Linked DNA regions of Mus musculus: all the other regions are linked to region 2. The links are chromatin loops, found by intact Hi-C in ENCODE. Cell type or tissue: heart. All regions are shown on one strand.

Evidence for each region. A loop is a pair of places that touch in the nucleus more often than their neighbours do. Peaks named below come from ENCODE experiments on the same cell type or tissue, not always from the same donor. Only the 100,000 strongest peaks of a DNase experiment are listed, where the experiment ranks them.
Region 1: a loop joins it to region 2, with 2.7 times the contacts of the local background. A loop is called at or near these places in 2 of 42 quality-filtered maps.
Region 3: a loop joins it to region 2, with 4 times the contacts of the local background. A loop is called at or near these places in 24 of 42 quality-filtered maps.

What each region holds. Positions count from the first base shown.
Region 1 is chr13:115,158,402-115,160,901 of GRCm38, forward strand. No RefSeq gene overlaps it. Among named protein-coding and RNA genes, the nearest start is that of Gm25985, 44 kb to the left of the region's middle. In heart, no CTCF peak of the experiment used is centred here; a DNase peak (open chromatin) is centred at 1,190.
Region 2 is chr13:115,218,797-115,221,296 of GRCm38, forward strand. No RefSeq gene overlaps it. Among named protein-coding and RNA genes, the nearest start is that of Gm25985, 100 kb to the left of the region's middle. In heart, a CTCF peak has its summit at 1,115 (motif pointing left); no DNase peak of the experiment used is centred here.
Region 3 is chr13:114,986,077-114,988,576 of GRCm38, forward strand. It overlaps Itga1 (integrin alpha 1), which reads right to left. Exons shown (of 29, transcript NM_001033228.3): 16 at 1,527-1,693; 17 at 54-190. Among named protein-coding and RNA genes, the nearest start is that of Itga2, 55 kb to the left of the region's middle. In heart, a CTCF peak has its summit at 1,244 (motif pointing right); a DNase peak (open chromatin) is centred at 1,385; H3K27ac peaks cover 408 bases.

The sequences.
Region 1 (2,500 bases), 60 kb before region 2:
ACTCAGGACCTCTGGAAGATCAGCAGCCAGTGATTTTAACCACTGAGCCATGTCTCCAGCCCAAGCATTCTTTAGACCAAAGCAAAGTGGTGGATTTCTTTTTTTTTTAAATTAGTTTTGAGTGCAATGTGCTTTCTAATCGTCACGAGTGATTTATCTTACTGGAAGTAGGGTCTGCACTTCTACAGTCACCTCATGTTTTGGATGATGACTCCTGGAAAACCATGGTAGTAGGTAAAGGAGTGGGGTTTGACAGCAATGTTTTGGGAATGAAGTACAGGTTCGACTAGATATTGTTGGAGAATGCAAAACAGTAATTGAAGGATCATGCACGCAGGGGGATGGATGTATTATAGTTAGAGAAACTGGAAAGTACCTGTCTTATAACTGCTGGCTAGCAATTTTATGTAATGTTTAATAATTTAAAAACTCCTACCAGATGCTTGATCACAGTACCTATGGATTTCTAAGGCTAGGAAACATGTAAGCCCAAGTGTACAACTCTGATCAAACTGTCTGCAAAACGTTAGTAAACTTTCTCGTCTTTTTGTTAACTTGGTTTTTATCCCTTATTTTTATCACTATTTTTTTCAGTGCTGGAGATCAAACCCAGTGCCTGGACTGTGAGCTTGATATTTCCTTTGTGTGTGTGTGTGTGTGTGTGTGTGTGTGTGTGTGTGCTCGAGCACTCATGCATATGTGTTCATGTGTGTCTATATATGTATACATGTGGAAGCCAGAGGTCCTCCTTAGATATCTTCCTCAATTGTTCCTCTGTCTTAGGTTTTTAAGGCAAGCTCTCTCACTGAACCTGCAGCAAACCAATTTGGCTAGTTTAGTCAGTAAACTCCAGTCAGGATGTAGAAAGAATGAAGGTTTTAAGCTGGAAAGAAAGCAAGAAAGGAGGTAGAGGGGGGACATATGGAGAGAATCTGAAAAAAGAGGTGGGGGTTGGGCTGACTCACAGAGGGTGCCGCTGTTATTTAAGACTAAAAATCCAAACCAGCAGAGACGAACAATAAGCATACAAAAAATTTAGATGACAAAAGACAGGAGATTATAGTTGAGTCAGAGGAACAATAAAATAGGTGAAACCCAGAGGCGGACATCAGGTTGCCTTTACAGAATTACCAGACGTGCAGCTGCAGATGGGAGCTGAAGAGATAAGAAAGCCATGAACCCAGGAGCAGGCCACTTGGCTGCAAATGAGATTTCAGGCTGAAGCAGGAAACAGATGATGTATTTTGTGGAATAGCTTCCCAAGGCCTGGAGAGCTAATATCAATGTCACCATCTTAACCGGTCCCTTTAGAGGAGAGGAGTGGGCAGAGGATTGCCTTTGACTTTCCAATCTAGTCAGCCATCTTCAAGGCATAATATTATGTTCCAAAGGAGGAGGAGTTAGGGCTTAGCTTATATTGTGGTATGGGGTCTGAGCTATAAGAGAAATGTTAAGTATTAATTTCATCAAAAGATTCCAAGCTGAACAACTGCTACAGTTATGAATTGAACAAATATGAAGAATGATTCTTTTTCACAAAACATGAATAACTATCTTACAAATATTAACTCCAGACTCCCCCAGAAGTCATTAAGGCTCCAACAACATTATAGTAAACCAAACACATCTTAAATTAGGACAAAATTGCTTGGGTGAGTGATCATAGCCATAAAAACAAAAAACTCATTAAAGTAGGAAAAGTTTGTCTTATCTTTACAGAACATATCTGCCATCGGAATATGGAGTACTAAAATAATAAGTGTTAAGATCCTACTATTGAAAACATATAGAAGAGTGAAAATAAAGTCCTGTGTGTGTGTGTGTGTGTGTGTGCATTCACACTCGTGTGCGTGTGCATGCAGGTATGAGCAGAGGCCATAGGAAAACTTCAGGTGCTGTTTTCCATTTTTTTGAGACAGGGTCCTTCATTGGCAGGGATCTTGGTAAGTAAGTTTGATTCCCTGGCCAGGGATCCCTAGGAATCCACCCATCTCTGCCTCTCTAGTGCTGGGATTGCAGTGCGTGGTACAAATGTTGGGTTTCAGACCCAAGAACAAACAGCTGAGGTGCATACTTAGGAACCTAGTAGGGTGTCCTTCTAGGGAATGTATGTCTGTCATCTTGCTTGATAGATTATAATATATCCTTCTTAGGTCTCCAAAGAGGTTGACGATTAGACTAGTGAAAGAAGTAACTTTGTACCGCTCCTTTCAACATCATGTACCTTTTGTTTTTTAACTGTAGAAAAGCACCATACACATTGAACCATCTCATCAACCCCCATAGATTGATTTTTGATCCCCAAAATGATAGATTAATCTGAGGCCAAATAATATGGCTTAGCCATGTTGGAACGTGCCAAGTAACCTCCAGAGTTGTATTTTGAAAAAAAAAAAAAAAAAAAACCTTTCATTTTCAAGTTTCATTGAGCTAACAGAGCAAGACTTCTGTCGGGTGCAGTTTGATCAGCAGCCAAGAGTGTAATGGTTTCTACAAAGGG
Region 2 (2,500 bases):
TTTGCATTTTTTTCCACTAACAAAGGATTGACTTCCAATTTTACCCTCTTTGCTATCACTCTGTAATTATATAATTACACATAGGTATATCTTATGGCACTTCCCTTTATGTGTCTGTGTACTCCCCTAGTGTGACCTACATTTTCTCCTTTGTCTTTTATGGGGAGTCTAATGGGATATTTAGCATTTGTCAGAATGTAACATACTTGATACTAGGGTTCTGCCTGAAATTCTGGTGTAAAGAAAAGAAGGTATTTTTTTGGAGGGGGTGAGAAACGCCCTTGGCCCTGGCATTCTTCATAGACTTCTCCCCGAGTCTGGGCTGTCAGTCTCACTATCACAGAAGAAGGCTTATCTGTTTTCTCAGACTTCTGCTCTTAGGCAGACATACAAAGGAATGCCAGCAAGCATCCAGGGACGGGCTTCCTGAGACACGTTTATAGCTCGACTCTGAGAAGTCTCATCCGCAGCTATTAAGATTAGGCATCTTACTTTCTTTAAATATATTTCATTACTGCATTTTGAGTGCATCTACTAGTTAATAAAACAGAATACAATATTCTCTTCCTTTTTATGTTCACTTCGTAATCCAGCTACAAATCTTAATGATTTATTCACAATAATAAGAGCAGGGAATTATTGAGAAACTCATATTTACATATATGCATATGTATCACTTCAATCTCCAAAGATTTGAACAGTTTTAATATTAATTACTGTCATTAATTTATAAAAACAAAGCTTGTTTGGAAATTTATATACTTCTATACGCTAGTCCTTGATTATTGACTATAAATAAACATAAATTTGTGTATGATATTCTTTTATTAATTGTGATATTTTGGTTTGGGGATTTAGCAAATGAGGCAACTAAGAAAAGTCAAATATGGCTGTAATTTTAGTTCCACACATTCAGTGCCCCTCATTAACAAGAGAATATCTGATTCCCTTACCACCATTTTTGCCTTACATTTTAAAAGTTGTTTTTCCTAAGAAAAACACATATTTAATTTTATATTTTTCCTGTACTACAGCATGATCATATTTCCAACATGTTTCCTGAGTTGCTTAATAGGTTTTAGAAGGAGTTAAAATTAAGTCATTCTGCTACCTTGTGGCTACAACTTGAAATAACAAATAGTCTGTTTAAGATTTAAGACTTTAAGCTTGGCTGTTAAGATAAGAAAACAAAATCAATACCTGCAAGGAACACTTGATCTAAGTAGAATCCTCAGTCGTTATCAATTTTATCTTCCTTTCTACCCAGGGAGACACCGAGAAGATGCCACTTATGCTGTAGGGTGACTGGGGATGGATTTAGGGCAGATAGCAGAGATGTGACAGAGGAATTAATGATTCCTTAGAGACACTAAGGAATTGAAGTTCCTGGTAATTTTTCTCTCAGAAAGTCAGATTCTGGTAAATCAGAACAAATGTTTTCTTTCTTTCTTTCTTTCTTTCTTTCTTTCTTTCTTTCTTTCTTTCTTTCTTTCTTTCTTTCTTTCTTTCTTTCTTTCTTCCTTCCTTCCTTCCTTCCTTCCTCTCCCTCTCTCTCCCTCTCTCTCTCTCTCTCTCTCTCTCTCTCTCTCTCTCTCTTTCTTTCTTTCTTTTGGGTATTTATTTCATTTACATTTCCAATGCTATCCCAAAAGTCCCCCACACGCTTCCCCACCTTCTAATCGACGACACAATGCATCTACACATACGAAAAATCCTCTGTTCCTTTTCATTCAAGCTAAAGTTATATCAGCCTTTAGATTAGACCAGAGCCACAGTGTCATGAAGGTTTTCCAGGGTCGATTTTATTTTAGTTTTGGCAGAAAACCCTGTTAGAAAAGGAGAGGTAGGCTTCTTGAACTACAGCCTTCAGCATTTTCTGAGGCTGCTGTTCTTCTTACCCGAGTCCCTGCACTTTGAGTCTATTTACGGGTTAGCTTCCATGTTGAGTGTGAGAAACTAGAGGGATCATTTCCCTACCTCTACTCTTTCCCGGGCTGAATGGGACTTGAAAAGAGGAGGAAGCCGTTTCTCATTATTACTTAGATCTTAAGGCAACGACTCAGTCTTCATCTTGTGAAACAATTAGCTTGCATTTATAATCTTCATCACTTCCTTTAACTCTGCAACTTGATGTCTTGGTTGTGAGCCTTGACTTTAATAAATGATCCAGCTCTCGAGTCCAACTCTCCTAGCAAGACACTTTACGTCTTGGGTTGCCAAAGATGCCTTTATAGTTAAGAAAAAAATCTTTTATTTTGTGCAATATTAACAGCAAAGTGGATACTTCAAGCATTTATGCTTTTTTTTAGATGAAATGATCACCCTCCATTTCTTATATGATTGTATTTGATCAGTGTTGTTTATGTGGATGCTTTAATCATTGAACCTTTATTCACTGAAGTTCTTTATAATCTAATCTACAAAATAGACACACATCTGTTCAGTTCTACCACCACCTTTTAAAAAACATCTTTGTCTTTGCAAAGCCCTCTATTTCCTC
Region 3 (2,500 bases), 230 kb before region 2:
CACGCAACACTCGCACGTTGGAGAAAGGCAGCTGTAACACAGGATTTACTTGCCAACATGTAGAAGGAGTGCCTGATGCATTCGGATTCTCGAACGGTGAGGTTTCTTTGAATCCTCCTTTCCTGAGTTCCAGAAAAAAAGCTCCGTGATATCTGCCTCAGCGAATCAAGGGTGACACGGTACTGCAGATCTACAAAGAGGAAAGGAAAACTGATAGACACTCACCTGATCTACTGTGTTGAACTAGCGAGCAAAAGTTCGAGCAAGTGAATCAGTAGGAGATCCTACACAAAGAAGACCTACATTGCTACGATAAAGAGATAGAAGCTCTCATGGGCATAACCTCAAGGGAGTCTATAGAATGGCTCTCAGACTTGACCATGCACTGAACATTTACGTTATAATTATGTGTAATATATGTATGCACACACACACTCACATAGGCATACATGTGAACTCTGATTTATTAACTAAGTCTTCATTTACTCAATTTCTGTTTTAAATAATTTTTATAGTTTAGAGATACTGGAAAACTGCCTGGAATACTGATTGACTTCAAATAAATTTCAATAGAAAAGAAAATAAACAATGACCATTTTTTTTACCATCTTGTAGAAATGCGTCAATTAGATTATGACCAAAACACTAGGAAAGTCCATAAAATAAGCAAGCCACAGTAAAGAATGTGAGTGAGTCCTTTTTCTTTATAAGAGGACAACAAATCTCCTTTATGTGCTTTATTAAAAAATATAAAATAGTGTTGCATATGAAAGCCTAAGTCTTTATGGCTATCTCTGCATTTCATTTGCCTTTGAGTCAAAAGACTATCAGAGAGGCACAACCAGAGAAACTTAAGACAGTTTAATCTTAAAGATTAGTGAGTTTCCTTATTGCCTTTGTATTTTGTTTGTGGAGTAAACCACAATTCTGTAGCCAATGGCCCTCACAGTTTGACCCCAATGTATTTCAACATCAATGAAGACTGTCTTAGAAAGCTCAGAACACCAGGCAGAGGGGACACACAGGTTGACACAATACATCCAGCGTCCCCCCCCCCCCGCCTCCGCCACCAAACTATAACCCCCCATATGTGGCTAAAAATAGAAGTCTGATCTCAGTGGGAAAAGAACAATGGGATCAGGGCTGGGGCTGGGGAGGTGGTGGGGCAGGGAGGGGTATTTGTCATTTGAAATCATCAGGTCATCTATAATACCAGCCTTTCCCAGGAGGGGGCAGTAGAAGGGAAATGATTCTTTTTTAAATGCTATCTGTGAGTGTTTATAAACATATGGGGAAGCACAGGAAAACATGGAATTTTGAGGTCATTGTGTTCAGATATCTCTTTTCTGCTGCGGAGTTGACTAGGCTCCCACTATTGTTCCTCCTGGAGCAGGAGTGGTTTCAAGGGTGGACGCACTCACTGGGCAAATGTCATGAGCAGTTTATTATGCTTGGGAGAGGCCATCATCCTGGAGCCAATGAAGTCTCCGCTGCCCCAAAGTGCACGCGACAACCATAATGCTTACCAGCCTCGTAAACTGAGTCTTCTTTAGACTTCAATTTCACATGAAAACACATTGTAGCATTTATGCATACTGTTTCTTTGCCCTCCACACGGCAGTTTTTCTTTTGAATATTCACTTTGTTGGGTTCAAAATTCATGGTCACTTTAACTACAGCCACATCTCTGGCCCTGCAAACACATAAACAGTGAGATGACTCGCACATTGTTGCATTTAACTTGCTAGGGTAATGTGGGTGCATCAGAGGACACTCTGCTTTGTATATTATATGTGCTTTCACGACTATTGTTCTGCAATGATTGTTTGACTGAGAAAAGATTTTATCTCCTGTCCTCGGAGACCCCTGCTGTTTAGAGCCATCTCAGATGTTTAGTTCAAAGACAGAAGACTTTGTACCAAGTGGCCGGGTGTGAGCTCGGAATCAAAATGGTATTTGGGGGATCTGTGAGTTAGTTTCCAATGAGGAAATGGTTCAAAGGCATCTAGAAAACTAGTTGTCCCTCCAGCACCTCCCCCCCCCCCCCCCCGGCTTTCCCTAAAACTCTAACACTTCTCTGTTCTCTGTTCTGTGACACGGCCTTGCTTTTGTTTCTTGGGAGAAGAATGATGTTTGAAACACTGAGAGTGTGTGCTGTTTCACGTAACTTCCAAGTTACTTTAAAACTCCAGGAAGAAAACAGTCATGTTTTCAATTATGTACTGTCTCAAGTAGCATGATCAAACCTTTAATGTTCCCGTCGTCTGCCTAGGGTGTGAATCATCTACTGTCTGAAGTGTCCAGCTTTACAGTTTAATACAACATCATTGTTGTATTTATTTTTTTTTTTTACATTTCTGTTTTTTTTCCCCCACTCCTTGTGTGTACGCATATGCACGCAGAGAGCAGCGGTTGATGTTAGGATCTTCCTTCATCGATCTCAGTTGCTCTGTGTCTGAAGACAGTCTTTCTTTGGATGGAGAGGTCACTGATTCAGCTA